Linked DNA regions of Homo sapiens: region 2 is linked to region 1. Evidence: chromatin loops called from intact Hi-C (ENCODE). Cell type or tissue: mammary epithelial cell. All regions are shown on one strand. Links, peaks and the distances in the headings refer to the core of each region. The heading gives the core; the rest is flanking DNA.

The links. A loop is a pair of places that touch in the nucleus more often than their neighbours do. Peaks named below come from ENCODE experiments on the same cell type or tissue, not always from the same donor. Only the 100,000 strongest peaks of a DNase experiment are listed, where the experiment ranks them.
Region 2: a loop joins it to region 1, with 15 times the contacts of the local background. A loop is called at or near these places in 12 of 110 quality-filtered maps.

Annotation. Positions count from the first base shown.
Region 1 is chr10:99,842,779-99,847,205 of GRCh38, forward strand. ABCC2 (ATP binding cassette subfamily C member 2) reads left to right here. Exons shown (of 32, transcript NM_000392.5): 27 at 1,021-1,122; 28 at 1,544-1,687; 29 at 2,846-3,004; 30 at 4,183-4,349. Among named protein-coding and RNA genes, the nearest start is that of ABCC2, 62 kb to the left of the region's middle. In mammary epithelial cell, for the core only: a CTCF peak has its summit at 3,220 (motif pointing right); a DNase peak (open chromatin) is centred at 3,213.
Region 2 is chr10:99,963,970-99,973,845 of GRCh38, forward strand. DNMBP (dynamin binding protein) reads right to left here. Exons shown (of 17, transcript NM_015221.4): 2 at 8,011-8,165; 3 at 5,146-5,268. The coding sequence starts at 8,155. Among named protein-coding and RNA genes, the nearest start is that of DNMBP, 41 kb to the right of the region's middle. In mammary epithelial cell, for the core only: a CTCF peak has its summit at 1,004 (motif pointing left); no DNase peak of the experiment used is centred there; H3K27ac peaks cover 1,281 bases.

The DNA.
Region 1 (4,427 bases), core at 1,928-4,427:
GTGGCTGACACCTGTAATCCCAGCACTTTGGGAGGCCAAAGTGGGTGGATCACCTGAGGTCAGGAGTTTGAGACCAGCCTGGCCAACATGGTGAAACCCCATCTCTACTAAAAATACAAAAAAAATTAGCCAGGCATGGTGATGAGTGTCTGTAATCCCAGCTACTGGGGAGGCTGAGGCAGGAGAATCACTTGAACCCAGGAGGCAGAGGTTGTAGTGAGCCAAGATCGTGCCATTGCACTCCAGCCTGGGCAACAGAGCAAGATTCCATCTCAAAAAAAAAAAAAAAGAAGTTAATAAGGCCCAATGTGTTCCTGCCAGGGCACCTAAAAGGACTTTGTTATTCACTAGAGTCACTTAGTTCCTTGTGTCACTGCCCTTTCATACCCCCATTTCTAGGCTTTTTAGCCCAGGACAGACAAGGCAAATAGTCAGGAAACTATTAGATTGAACCAAAACAAAATGACTCAAACACCGGCAATTACATATGCTTCAATCTACACAAAGTGGATACTCTGAGTCCCCATGATTCCGTCCTCTGCTTTCTGTGGCTCCCTTTCTTTAACCACCATTTGCTCAACAAGAACTCTCTGTGCATATATGCAAACTCCTGAGTCTTTTTCTGAAAGAAGTTTGCATCTGAGTAATCTACAGATTCCCTGGCCTGGATCATGCCTTTCCCTGATTCACAAAGAACACTAGGCATCCAGGCAGGAGGCCTGAGCTCTGCTCCCACTCCACCCATTGCCAGACTCTCAAATTCCAGCTTTAGTCCCAAACCACTAGACACTCACATTGCCCTTCGCGTGAGCACCTAATTAGTCTGCAGCCATTCAATGCACTGCTCTTAATTCCTTCCCCAAGGAGGCAAGGATTGTCTTTCTTACACTTTTCCTTACTCCCTTGTAGAGTCCAGCACAGTGCTGGGTACAAAGTCGGCACTGGATTGTCCTTGTGGTTTGAGTGGTTGAGTTGGTTTCTGTGCCTATGATGATTTTCAGTCTTCTGGTTTTTCTGTAGATCACACAAACCCTGAACTGGCTGGTGAGGATGACATCAGAAATAGAGACCAACATTGTGGCTGTTGAGCGAATAACTGAGTACACAAAAGTGGAAAATGAGGTAAGGAGGAACTGGAAAAATCCAGGAACAAGGCAAAAACAACATGCAACTCCTTCGAGAGTGCATCTTTAGAATTTCTCCATATTTTACATGGGCCCATAATGGGTCCCTAAAGTTTCCTTTCCTCTAACTCAAAGGACCTAATTTCTTCAAACTTAGAATAGGAAATGGTTTAGGGGATGTCGGGTCTTGCAACATACCGAGGAGATCTACAGCACAAGCTCATGGTGTATTTTTCTTTAACTGAATAAGGTAGGAACTTTCCAAAAGTGCAAGTCTAGTTCAGCCTATTAAATGCAGAGGCCATTAGGTAGCTGGGACACTGCTACCCTTCTCCTGTTCTATGACACGAGTCCTGGGTGGACTGTTCGGCTGAGTTGCCACCTTATAAAACTTACTTCTCATCTTGTCTCCTTGCCAGGCACCCTGGGTGACTGATAAGAGGCCTCCGCCAGATTGGCCCAGCAAAGGCAAGATCCAGTTTAACAACTACCAAGTGCGGTACCGACCTGAGCTGGATCTGGTCCTCAGAGGGATCACTTGTGACATCGGTAGCATGGAGAAGGTAGGTGGAGTGAAGGAAGGCCTGGATGGGAGGCCTTGTGATCAAACAACAATTGGACAGAGTGGAGAGCAGCTGGGCCCTAAGCCTTCATCATTTGGATGGAGGGAAAGGGTCAGGGCACTTCCTCTGCCCTGGGGAGGTGTGGGGACACAGTATCAGAGGGAAGGATAGCAGCCAGGGATCACACAGACTTACCGCAGCTGTCGGGGCCTTCTGCTCAGCTCCTCCCTGCCTCCTAGCCAGCTGACCAGGGCCCCTTTCCTATAAGGTCCACAGTATGCAGAGAGGAAGTCAGGAAGGAAACAAGGGGGCGGCCAGGCCTGGTGAAGGAACTGTTGAGAATAGCAGTGTGGAGGTTGTCCCTGAAGGAAGAATGGCCCAGTTCTCCTCCCAGTCTTCAAAGTCAGGCACCCTCCTTAGGTGCTGTTGTTCTCCGAGGACTTGGGGTCTGATGAGCAAGGACGCTGAGGTCCAGATCAGAGTCTGGCTCTCAGCTGGTGGCAGACCTAATCTTTCCCTTCTTCACTTCTAAACAAGCATTTTTCTTTTTTCTTTATTTTTATTTATTTATTTATTTATTTTCAGATGGAGTCTCACTCTATCACCCAGGCTGGAGTGCAGTGGCACAATCTTGGCTCACTGCAACCTCTGCTTCCTGGGTTCAAGTGATTTTTCTGACTCAGACTCCCAAGTAGCTGGGACTACAGGTGCACGCCACCATGTCTGGCTAATTTTTTTTGTATTTTTAGTAGAGACGGGGTTTTGCCATATTGACCAGGCTGGTCTTGAACTCCTGAACTCAGGTGATCTGCCTGCCTTGGCCTCCCGAAGTGCTGGGATTATAGGCATGAGCCACCACGCCTGGCCTAAACAAGGATTTTGTTTTTATCTATAATTTCCAATAATAATTATAACAACAGCTGCCAAGAGAGTCCATTTCAAACAGTGACTATAGTTCTCAGCAAACAATGATTTTTGGCATCTTTTTCTGACATCTGGGTACTTTTTTCCTCACCAAAACCAAAATCAGTTTAATATCTTAGAGATGGAGTAGCCAGTCACTGCCTCTTACCTCCTGTGACTGTGAATGCCCAGGCTAAATAACTTTTCCCCAAGAATTATTTGTGGAACTAATGTGTAAGGGAACTATATTCGCAGATTGGTGTGGTGGGCAGGACAGGAGCTGGAAAGTCATCCCTCACAAACTGCCTCTTCAGAATCTTAGAGGCTGCCGGTGGTCAGATTATCATTGATGGAGTAGATATTGCTTCCATTGGGCTCCACGACCTCCGAGAGAAGCTGACCATCATCCCCCAGGTGAGCTCTAGAACTTACTCGGGCACATGCCGTGGGGAGCAGCTTGTTTTACAGGAAACATATGCAGCTTCTTCTTGATGTCTGTTCAGTCAGCACTGTCAATTCCACGGTCTACTCGGGATACTTGAGCTAGTTCCCTAGGATGGACACGTCATTTCCAGAACTTTGAAATGTTTGGTAATATGCATTTGTGGCTGCCTGTATCTGACCACTAGGTGGCAGCAACACAACAGAAGTCAAGTACAGCAGACGATTCTTTAGCGTTGCTATAGCCCATCACGGTTTGCAAGACTTTTGCAATCAGCATTAGCAGTTTTGCCGCTGAAGCTTGAAGCCATTAAGCTTTATACTCCCCATTTGCTATGGTTAAAAGATAGAGGAGGGAATTTGCTGCAGGTTTCTGCCAGCAAGCGGAACGCTTCGTGCATCAGCAAGAAAGATTTCCCTTCGGCTTCCTCTCTGGATCCTGCCAGATAAGGACTGCCGCGAGGCCTCTCCGTTCCCCGCAGCGGCTCCTCAGGAGAACCTTTCCTCCTCCGCCCACTGCAGCCCAGTTCCTCTGGGGGTAGTTTTGGTCTGTCTGGTGTTTGCTCAGTTCGATAGTCTTTTCTCCAGCCTCTTCAAAAGCGTGACACCTTCTTCTCATGCAGCTGTACTATTCTTTCCTCTACCCTCCTCTGATCCCTCTACCTTGAAATCACGATTATGGGTTTGGGAGGCCGAGGCAGGTGAATCACTGGAGCCCAGGAGTTCAAGATCAGCCTAGGCAACATGGCAAGAACCCATCTCTACAAAAAATTTAAAAAATCAGCCAGGCATCGTGGTGCGTGCCTCTGGTCCCAGCTACTCGGGAGGCTGAGGTGGAAGCATCACTTGAGCTAAGGATGTCAAGGCTGCAGTGAGCGGTGTTTGTGCCACTGCACTCCAGTCTGGGCAACAGAGTGAAAGCCTCAAAAACAAAAAATAAACCGAGGACTTCTAACCCTGTGCCTAGCCCCTGGCTGGTAGCCACTCCGAGCCTTAGGAGGGAAAACCTTGCGGAAGCTCAACCACAAACCAGCTTCCTGCCTCAGGAATCCATCTCAGGCCAGTCCTATCCACCATCTCCCAGTCCTGAGGAACTCCGAGGTCCTTTTCTGGCATGAGCCCCAACAGCCCCCTTGTCCTTTCACTTGCAGGACCCCATCCTGTTCTCTGGAAGCCTGAGGATGAATCTCGACCCTTTCAACAACTACTCAGATGAGGAGATTTGGAAGGCCTTGGAGCTGGCTCACCTCAAGTCTTTTGTGGCCAGCCTGCAACTTGGGTTATCCCACGAAGTGACAGAGGCTGGTGGCAACCTGAGGTAATGTTCCATAGCCTGCTACCCCTGCAGGCAATGAGAGGATGTGAGGGGGCCACTCCTCGTGTTCCTCGTGTTAGG
Region 2 (9,876 bases), core at 1-2,500, 120 kb after region 1:
GGTCAATTTATTTTTTATTGGCCTGTTGTTTGAGGGGGCAGGTTATAGGCAAGGGATGAGGATTCTGTCTTACGTGAGGCAATTATTAGTGATATTTTATCACTTGTCATAATATGCACTAACTTGTTTCTCTCCTCTCTGTCTTTTCCTTGTCCTATTCTCTCTCTTTTTTTTTTTTTTTTTTTTTTTTGGAGACAGAGACTTGCTCTGTCGCCCAGGCTGCAGTGCAGTGGTGCGATCTCGGCTCGCTGCAACCTCTGCTTTCCGGGTTCGAGCAATTTCTCCTGCCTCAGCCTCCCGAGGAGCTGGGATTACAGGTGCCTGCCACCATGCTGGTAGTGATGGGGTTTCACCATCTTGGCCAGGTTGATCTCAAACTCCTGACCTCGTGATCCACCCGCCTCAGCCTCCCAAAGTGCTGGGATTACAGGCGTGAGCCACTGCGCCCAGCCTCCTTGCACTAATCTCTTATTTTGGCTTTGTTCTTTACTCCCCTCCACCCCCCACCTTTCTTTTCTCCTGTTTTTGTTTTTTTTTTAGGATAGTCAGGGGCACTGGCCACCTGTTTTGATTCTTCTTCTAAGAGACAGACTTGTTTCTCAGTTTAAATATAACTCGAGGCCAGGCGTGGTGGCTCATGCCTGTAATCCCAGCACTTTGGCAGGTCGAGGCAGGCGGATTGCTTGAAGTCAGGAGTTCGAGACCAGCTTGGCCAAAATGGTGAAACCCTGTCTCTACTAAAAATACAAAAATTAGTTGGGTGTGGTGGCACACACCTGTAATCCCAGCTATTCGGGAGGCTAAGGCATGAATATCACTTGAACCAACGAGGCGGAAGTGGCAGTGAGCAGAAATTGCGCCACTGCACTCCCGCCTGGGCGACAGTGTGAGACTCCAGCCCAAGGAAAAAAAAAAAATATATATATATATATATATTTTAACTCAAAACAGTAGGAATAGTCCAAAACAATTACATAGCTTCAGGAAAAGGAAGAAGGGTGACATCTGCTGGAACAAAGATCAGTGGTTCTGATTTCACATAGAATCTCTCTGAGAACAGACACACAAAACTTCACAGACTTATCCCAGAAACAAGATACCCAAAGCACATCAATGAAGCCCAGGCGCCCAGGTTAAGACTAATAAGAATAGCTAGCATTTACTGAGCGCTTACCTACTACCACATGCTTTCCATGTACAACCTCATCTAATCCTCACAATCACCCTGAGGTAGGTATTATATTATTATCCTCATTTTGTAGATAAGAAAACTGAGGCTGAGAGACTTAAGTAACTAGTCCAAGGTCACAGCTATTAAGTGGTGGACTTGGATTTAAACTTAGGCCTGTCAGAATTCTTATCCCCTAAGCTATACTGCCTGCTCTAAATACATATAGACATCTATAAATTACACATATATTTTTTCTCTTATTAATCCTAATGATACTTCTTAAAGGTAAGTAAGTAACAGTGAACTAAAAAGGCACGTGGTAAAACACAACAGATCTCAAACATTATCTCACATACTTTTTTTTTTTTTTTTTTGAGATGGAGTTTCGCTCTTGTTGCCCAGGCTGGACTGCAGTGGCGCAATCTTGGCTCTCTGCAACCTCCACCTCCCGGGTTCAAGCAATTCTCCTGCCTCAGCCTCCCAAGTAGCTGCAATTACAGGTATGCACCATCATGCCCAGCTAATTTTGTATTTTTAGTAAAGATGGGGTTTCACCATGTTGGCCAGGCTGGTCTCGAACTCCTTACCTCAGGTGATCCACCCGCCTAGGCCTCCCAAAGTGCTGGGATTACAGGCTTGAGCTACCATGCCTGGCCCCACATACTCTTAAGGTTTCCAAATCCCCTCCTGACCTATTCCATCATCAACATTTCATTTACAGACACACTGATCTAATGGAAAAAGTGATTTTCAGTCTAGGAAGTTGAAGCGCCATCCCAAGCACTAGACTTAAAAAACAGGAAACCTAGATGCAAGTCTGATAAACTTGCATATCTGGCATAAAACAATACTTTCATTTTTTAGTGATTTTGTTTCCCACCAGTAAATACCTGTTGATGTGACTTGTCACGTATACAAAAAGAGAAATTAAAATCATTTGTGCACAAGCTAAGTTTCCCAGAAAAAGGCAAATTGCATAGGTATAACTAACTTCTCCATCCTCCAAGCCTTGTGTTTCCAAATTAAAAGACAGAGCTAAAAAAAAAACGTGAAAGGCATAGAAGGAAAGCTGACTGGTCAGTGTGTTTACTGGCAGTAGATTATCACAGAGAGGAGAACAAGATAAAACCATGGATAATTAGTACATCTCATTCTAGTCTCTCTTTCCCAGTGTATCCCCCTGCCCACATCCTCTTCCTTTGGATTCCACTTACATCTTTAAGCTTATTAGGCTTAACTGGTTAAAAGGTAGTCAAGATAAAATCTAGATTCCAGGTCCTGGCCTGACCTTGAGTCAGTCTTCAGACAGGTGACTCACGATGCCAGATTCTTTCTGAGAATCTCTCGGATGGCATGCTTCCTAAGAAAAGTTCATGCTACCCACATCCTCTGAACAGCTCAGCGGAAGCCACTGTACTCTTGTCCTTTCTCCATTCCATCAGATATGGACTACAGACTCCACTGGGAGAGCTATGAGTAAGGACAGATAAGGTCCCTGCTATAATCTCTTAATCTATTTCTGTCTACCTTCCCAACACTGATTAACAAGAAAGCATAGAGCTGAAGTAGAGACTGAGTATAAAGTGAAGTGTAAGAAACTCTCAAAACAACAGAGCGTGGTGGCGTTTTCTCTCGTTAATACGTTTTGTTTTTTTTTTGAAACAAGGTCTTGTTCTGTTGCCCAAGCTGGAGTGTAGTGGCGTAAACACAGCTCACTGCAGCCTCAACCTCCTGGGCTCAGGCTCCTGCCTCAGTTTCCTGAGTAGCTGGGACCACAGGCATATACCACTGGTATGCACCACCATGCCTGGCTAATTTAATTTTTTTTTTTTTTTTTGTAGAGACAGCGTCCTGCCATGTTGCCCAGGCTGATCTCAAACTCTTGGGCTCAAGGGATACTCTTGCCTTTGGCCTCCCAAAATGCTAGGATTACAGGCATGAGCCACTATACCCAGCCTCTTATCAATCCTAATGATACTTCTTAAAGTTAAGTAAGGTCTGTAATCCCAGCTACTCGGGAGACTGAGGTGGTAGCATCACTTGAGGCTAGGAGTTTCAGACCAGCCTGGGCAACAACGTGAGACCCTGTGTCTTAAAAAATAAAATAAAATTTGTATAATAAAAAATAAATAATCGCAGCACTTTGGGAGGCCAAGGTGGGCAGATCACAAGATCAGGAGTTCAAGACCAGCCTGACCAAGATGGTGAAACCCCATCTCTACTAAAAATACAAAAATTAGCTGGGTGTGGTGGCAGGTGCCTGTAGTCCCAGCTACTCAGGAGGCTGAGGAAGGAGAATCGCTTGAACCTGGGAGGCGGAGGTTGCAGTGAGCCGAGATCATGCCACTGCACTCCAGCCTCGACAGAATGAGACTCCGTCTCAAAAAACAAACAAATAAATAAATAAACAAAATAAAACAAAATCTAAAAATAAAGAAATTCTCAAAATAGATTTTGAGGATTAAGGTCAAAATCCATTATTCCATTCTTATCACTAAGGGTTAGAGAAGTTTGATAGGTTTTTCTGGGTGTGTGTGTGTGTGTGTGTGTGTGTGTGTGGGTATGTGTGTACATGATTTAAGAAATGAAGCCTGTCCCTTTTGTGCCATATGCCAAAGAGCAAGTAATGATATTAATAACACACCTAATAAGTTCTACTGTTTTGATGACTGAGTCATCACAAAATTGGATTGATCAGAAGCTTCTGTCTTTTAGACACTACTGGTTTCTCTGTTTATGCAGAATGGACTTAAGGATACTTGTTGAAATGGTTTATAGTTTGTTCATCTAATCAGAGTGCAAGAAGGGAGAAATACTTGGAAAATCACTGAGAGATAGCTATGACTACCTGTTTTAATTTATATTTATATATTTATGTATTATTTATTTGAGACAGGGTCTCGCTCTGTCACCCAGGCTGGAGTGCAGTGATGTGATCATAGCTCACTGACGCTTCCAACTCAAGCGATCCTCTTGCTGCAGCCTCCTGAGTTGTTAGGACTATAGGTGCATACCACCATGCCTGGCTAAGTATGACTATCTGTTTTAAATCACTTCCTTTTAAACTGGCTCTGATAAGACAGTAGTAAAATGCGGATGTTTTGCACCTATCTCTTAATTTCCACATCAAAATTCCTGCTCTACTATTATACATTAATAAATGGTAATATTGTTAGCAAAGCCGTACCCAGTTATTTTTTTCTCCCTCCGCCCACGCCCCGTATCAGTTTTTAAAAGAAAAAAAGAGAAATAAAGCCTGAAGTTGGTCAGGCGCAGTGACTCATGCCTGTAATCCCAGCACTTTGGGAGGCCGAGGCAGGCAGATTGTTTGAGCCTAGGAGTTCGAGACCAGCCTGGGCAATATGGCAAAACCCCATCTCTACCAAAAATACTAAAAATTAGCCCAGCGTGGTAGCACGTGCCTGCGGTCCCAGCTACTCATGAAGCTGAGGTGGGAGGACTGCTTGAGCCTGGGAGGCAGAGGTTGCAGTGAGCTGAGATCGCACCACTGAACTCCAGCCTGGGCAACAGAGTGAGACTACTGTCTCAAAAAAAAAAAAAAAAAGAGAGAGAGAGCATGAGCCTGAAGTGTGGCTATAGCATGGGGGCATTGGAAAGATAACACTGGACTTAGAATATGATCAGTTCATATTCTGAGGCCAAGACTTCCCACCTTCGGCCAACAGTCTTTGAATTTTGCTCTCATTATTTATAAAATACAGTTAATAATCCCCACTTTCCTACCTCCCAGGTCTGTGCTGAGGATCAAATGAGAATATATTTGTGAGAAAATACCTTGGAAATTTTAAAATGGTACTAAACTATAAGGCATCATTACGTCCACGCTATTTGGTATTGCCGAGGACTCTCTAGAGGTTAAGCCACTTCACAAATTCAAAAAGGATCTGGTTGTCGAAACGGGCAGACTCCAAAAATCTAATTTCAAATAGTCTACTATTTGATGAGCAGCTTACCTCGATGGAGGGGAAGATTATCCAACTCTTGGGATGTGAATTCACAAATGCACACAAACAGCCTCTCTCCCTCTTTTAGACTGGGAATGGTCACAATTTCCACAAAACTGCTGGGGAATTGTCCTGAAAATAAAAGCAAACATATTAAATTTTAATACTGAGATTTCTTTTCCCGTCTGTGTACAAGGACAAAAACTTTTCTTCTGAGTCCATGTATAGACCGTAACTTGAAAACTCAGGGAATACTCATAATTGGAGAATCTGTTGGAGAAGAAGTATAGTGCACAAAACTAGATGCATGCAGGACAGACAGAATGCAATTCAATTTGGTACGCATTTACTGGGGGCTGCTATAGGCAAAGCACGCTGCAGAGGAAAACATAAGACAGTTTTGGTTTTCAAAGATCTAAAAACCTAGTTCAGACAAAAAGTCGAATTCAGACATAAATAATAATTCAATCCTGAAATCTGGTATCATAACGTAAGTACACAAATTGTTACGGAAGTTCAGAAAAGGTAGGTAATAGGTCAGGAAGAACATAAAAAACTTTATGAAAACAATAGCATTTGAATCTGACGGTGGACAAGGTTTTAATAGGTGGTGGGAGAAAGACAGGGCCTGCCAGTTGGAAAGTATCAGAAAGTCTGATTGATTCTACCTTCTGTCTCTGGGTATATTTATCTCCAGACCCACCACCTTGGTCCATGCCATCACCATCCCTCACCTGGATTACTGCAGCGACCTTCCAAATGCTTCCCTGCCTTCAGTTTTGTCCCTTTCTATCATTCTTAAGTCTGCAGCAGTGAGTTTTCTAAAATTCAAATCTGATCATGTTCAAAGCACTTTCAGGGTTTCCCATTTTCTTCACTCCTTACCATGGCATACTCTGTCTCCCATGATCCAGCTTTTGCTCATCTCTCCAGCCCACCTTTCTCCCTCAACCACTCACACCTCATGCCCTACTAAACTTCTCTAGGTCCCCTGTGTTCTCACATTCCAGGGACCTTCAACAAGCAATCCTCTCTGCCTACCATCTTTCCTTGCTAACTCCTTCTCATCATTTTTGTCTCAGCTGAGATACCATTTCTACTGGGAAATAATTTATCTCCCAAATGTGGGTTAAGTGTCAACAGAGTGTGCTCGAAGGACTCCAACCCAGACTTACATAAATATGAGTACATGCAAGTTAAGGATTGGATTAACACAGATGCATGTGGTGTGGGAAAAGCTTCCACCCTTCCCTAGGCTTATTAATGAAAGAAATCGATGTGAACATATATCTTACAGAATTGAAGAAAGCTAACCAGGTGCGTGGAATGTGGGTGGTAGGTACCATGTAGGGTAAGGGATAACTTTAATAAATTTGGGCCAGCCATGGATCCAAGAAGGAGTGAACAGGATGAATCATGCTCCTTTGAAGAAAATGAAAGAAAGATCACTTCTCAGCCTTTTGCCTAAGATCAAGTGAAGAATGAAAGAAAGGGTAGAAAATGTTCAAAGAAGACAGCCAGAGGAAACAAGGTGGAGAGCACCTTGTGTTCCACAAATCATAAAGCTGGTTATGAAAAGCAGTAGTGCCGGGTGCGGTGGCTCACACCTGTAATCCCAGCACTTTGGGAGGCCGAGGCAGGCGGATCATGACGTCAGGAGATTGAGACCATCCTGGCTAACATGGTGAAACCCCGTCTCTACTAAAAATACAAAAAATTAGCCAGGCGTGGTGGCATGTGCCTGTAGTCCCAGCTACTCCGGAGGCTGAGGCAGGAGAATGGCATGAACCTGGGAGGTAGAGCTTGCAGTGAGCCGAGATCATGCCACTGCACTCCAGCCTGGGCAACAGAGCAAGACTCCGTCTCAAAAAAAAAAAAAAAAAAAAAAAAAAAGGAAAGCAGTAGTAAACAACAGGGTTATGAAGAAAGGAATAACATGTTTTGAGAAGAGGAATAATAGCACTGAACACAAAGGATAAAGACCTGGGAAGGGAAAGCGGGTGAAAGACAAAGACTTGGATAGAAACCTGGGCTGGGGCAGCTGGTGTCTAGTGGTGCAACCTCTTGAAGGAATCAACACAGAGATGGAATGGTAACAGAAATCTTCCCCTAACTGGTAGAGACCACATATGAATACAGTAGGTAAACACAAAAGGATTCTGAAATTTATTGACTTGGGCTTCCCATTTAGCTAGCTTTCTTTTCTTTCCTTCCTTCCTTCCTTTCTTTCTTTTCTTTCTCTTCCTCCCTCCCTACCTCCCATCCTTTCTTATTTATTTATTGAGATGGTGTCTTGCTATGTTGACCAGGCTGGTCATGAACTCTTGGCCTCAAGCAATCCTCCCATCTCAGCCTCCCAAAGTGCTGGGATTATAAGCATGACCCACCATGCCCAGCCTTTATTTTTATTTTTATTATTTATTTACTTATTTAGAGACAGAGTTTCACTCTTGTCGCCCAGGCTGGAATGCAATGGCACAATCTCAACTCACTGCAATCTTCACCTCCTGGGTTCAAGCAATTCTCCAGCCTTGCCTCCTGAGTAGCTGGGATTACAGGCACGCGCCACCACACCCAGCAAATTTTGTATTTTTAGTAGAGACAGGGTCTCACCATCTCACCATGTTGGCCAGGCTGGTCTTGAACTCCTGACTTCAGGGGATCCACCCACCTCAGCCTCCCAAAGTGCTGGGATTATAGGCATGAGCCACTGTGCCCAGCTAGGAATAATTTTCTTTCTTTCTTTCTTTCTTTCTTTTTTTTTTTTTAAGACAGGGTCTCACTCTGTTGCCCAGGCTGGAGTGCAGTGCCAGCCTTTATTTTTAATATGGAAAGAAGTCAGGGCCTGTGGTCCACTATGAGTCTCTTACTTACCTGTAACATCCTCCTTCTTTCCTAGAAGCCAAAATTCATCCACCACTGCCAGCACCTCAATAATATCTCCCACAAAGAGCGGCAGTTCTTCTGATACGCTAGGGCAGAAGTCAAAAATGGCTCGAACCACTGAGCCAGCCTCCATGTTTTATAACCTGGAAAGATAGATCAAGAGAAATAGAAAACATCAATATTTAAGACACTGCAATATAGATCTATTTCTTGGAATGATAAAGCTTAAGATACAAATATACTTAAAATGAAGCCAAAGCTAAGCAAATAAGTTAGTACTTCCTATTTTATTTTTGAGACAGGGTCTCACTCCCATCGCCCAGGCTGGAGTGCAGTGGAGCAATCATGGCTCACTGTAGCCTCGACTTCCTGGGCTCAGGTGATTCTCCCAGCTCAGTCTCCCAAGAAACTTGGGCTACAGGCATGTGCCACCATGTCCAGCTAATTTTTTGTATTTTTACTAGAGGCAGGGTTTCACCATGTTGCCCAGGCTGGTCTCAAACTCCTGGGCTGAAGCAATCTGCCTACCCTGGCCTCCCAAAGTGCTGGGATTACAGGCATGCTCCACTGTACCTGGCCTCATATTTTAAAATATCAAAGTTATTTCTCATTTCTTTTTCCCTTTTTGGGGGCCGGGGGAAACAGGTCTCGCTTTATCACCCAGGCTGGAGTGCAGTGGTGTGATCATAGCTCACTGCAGCCTCCAGCTCCTGGGCTCAAGTGATCCTCCTACCTCAGCTTTCTGAGTAGCTGGAACTACAGGCGCACACCACTGTGCCTGACTTTTTATTTTTATTTTTTGAGATGAAATCTCGCTGTGTGTTCCACACTGGAGTGCAGTGGCACAATCTTGGCTCACTGCCACCTCTGCCTCCTGGCTCAGCCTCCCAAGTGATTCTCAAGGCTCAGCCTCCCAAGTAGGTAGGACTACAGGCATGCACCACCATGCCCAACTAATTTTTGTATTTTTAGTAGAGACAGGGTTTTGCCACATTGGCCAGGCTCATCTCAAACTCCTGGCCTCAAGTGATCTGCCCACCTCAGCCTCCCAAAGTGCTGGGATTACAGGCGTGAGCCACTGCCTGCGGCATTTATTTATTTATTTATTTATTTATTTATTTGTAGAGATGAGATCTCACTTCGTTACCCAGGCTAGTGTTGAACTCCTGGCTTCAGTGATCCTCCTGCTTTGGCCTCCCAAAGTGTTGGGATTCCAGGCATGAGCCACCGCACCTGGTCTAATTTAAAAATAATAATTTCTTCATATATTTTTCATTTGGACCGCAAAGGAATTCAGGAACAAAACAAAACAAAACAAAACAAAAACCCTAGACCTCTCAGTGATAGAAAAGATTCAAGTGTCAGCAAATGTAGGCTTTTCAGAATGCCTGAAGAGGGCAGTAATGAAATTAACATTTTTAAAACACCAGACAACATGGTAATTTTAAAATACAATACTTTAAAAAGTAGAGATTTTAAATATGGCATTTTATTCCCTATAGATCTTAAAGATTAGGATACTAAGGCTCAGTATAGTTAGAAAACATTATTTGTCCAAGATCACAGTGCTCACAGCAGCAGGGCCAGAACTCAAACTGAGGGCATTCTGGTTCCTACCTACTGAGACTATCTGCAAACAAATGTACCACAACCTGAAGAACAGCAGCAGAACTATGCCTCAAAGGCCTAGATGGAAAACCTGTTGGGGACTGGCGCGGTGGCTCGCACCTGTAATCCCAGCACTTTGCGAGGCCAAGGCGGGCAGATCACCTGAGGTGAGGAGTTTTGAGGCCAGCCTGGGCAACATGGTGAAACCCCGTCTCTACTAAAAACACAAAAATCAGTCAGGCACAG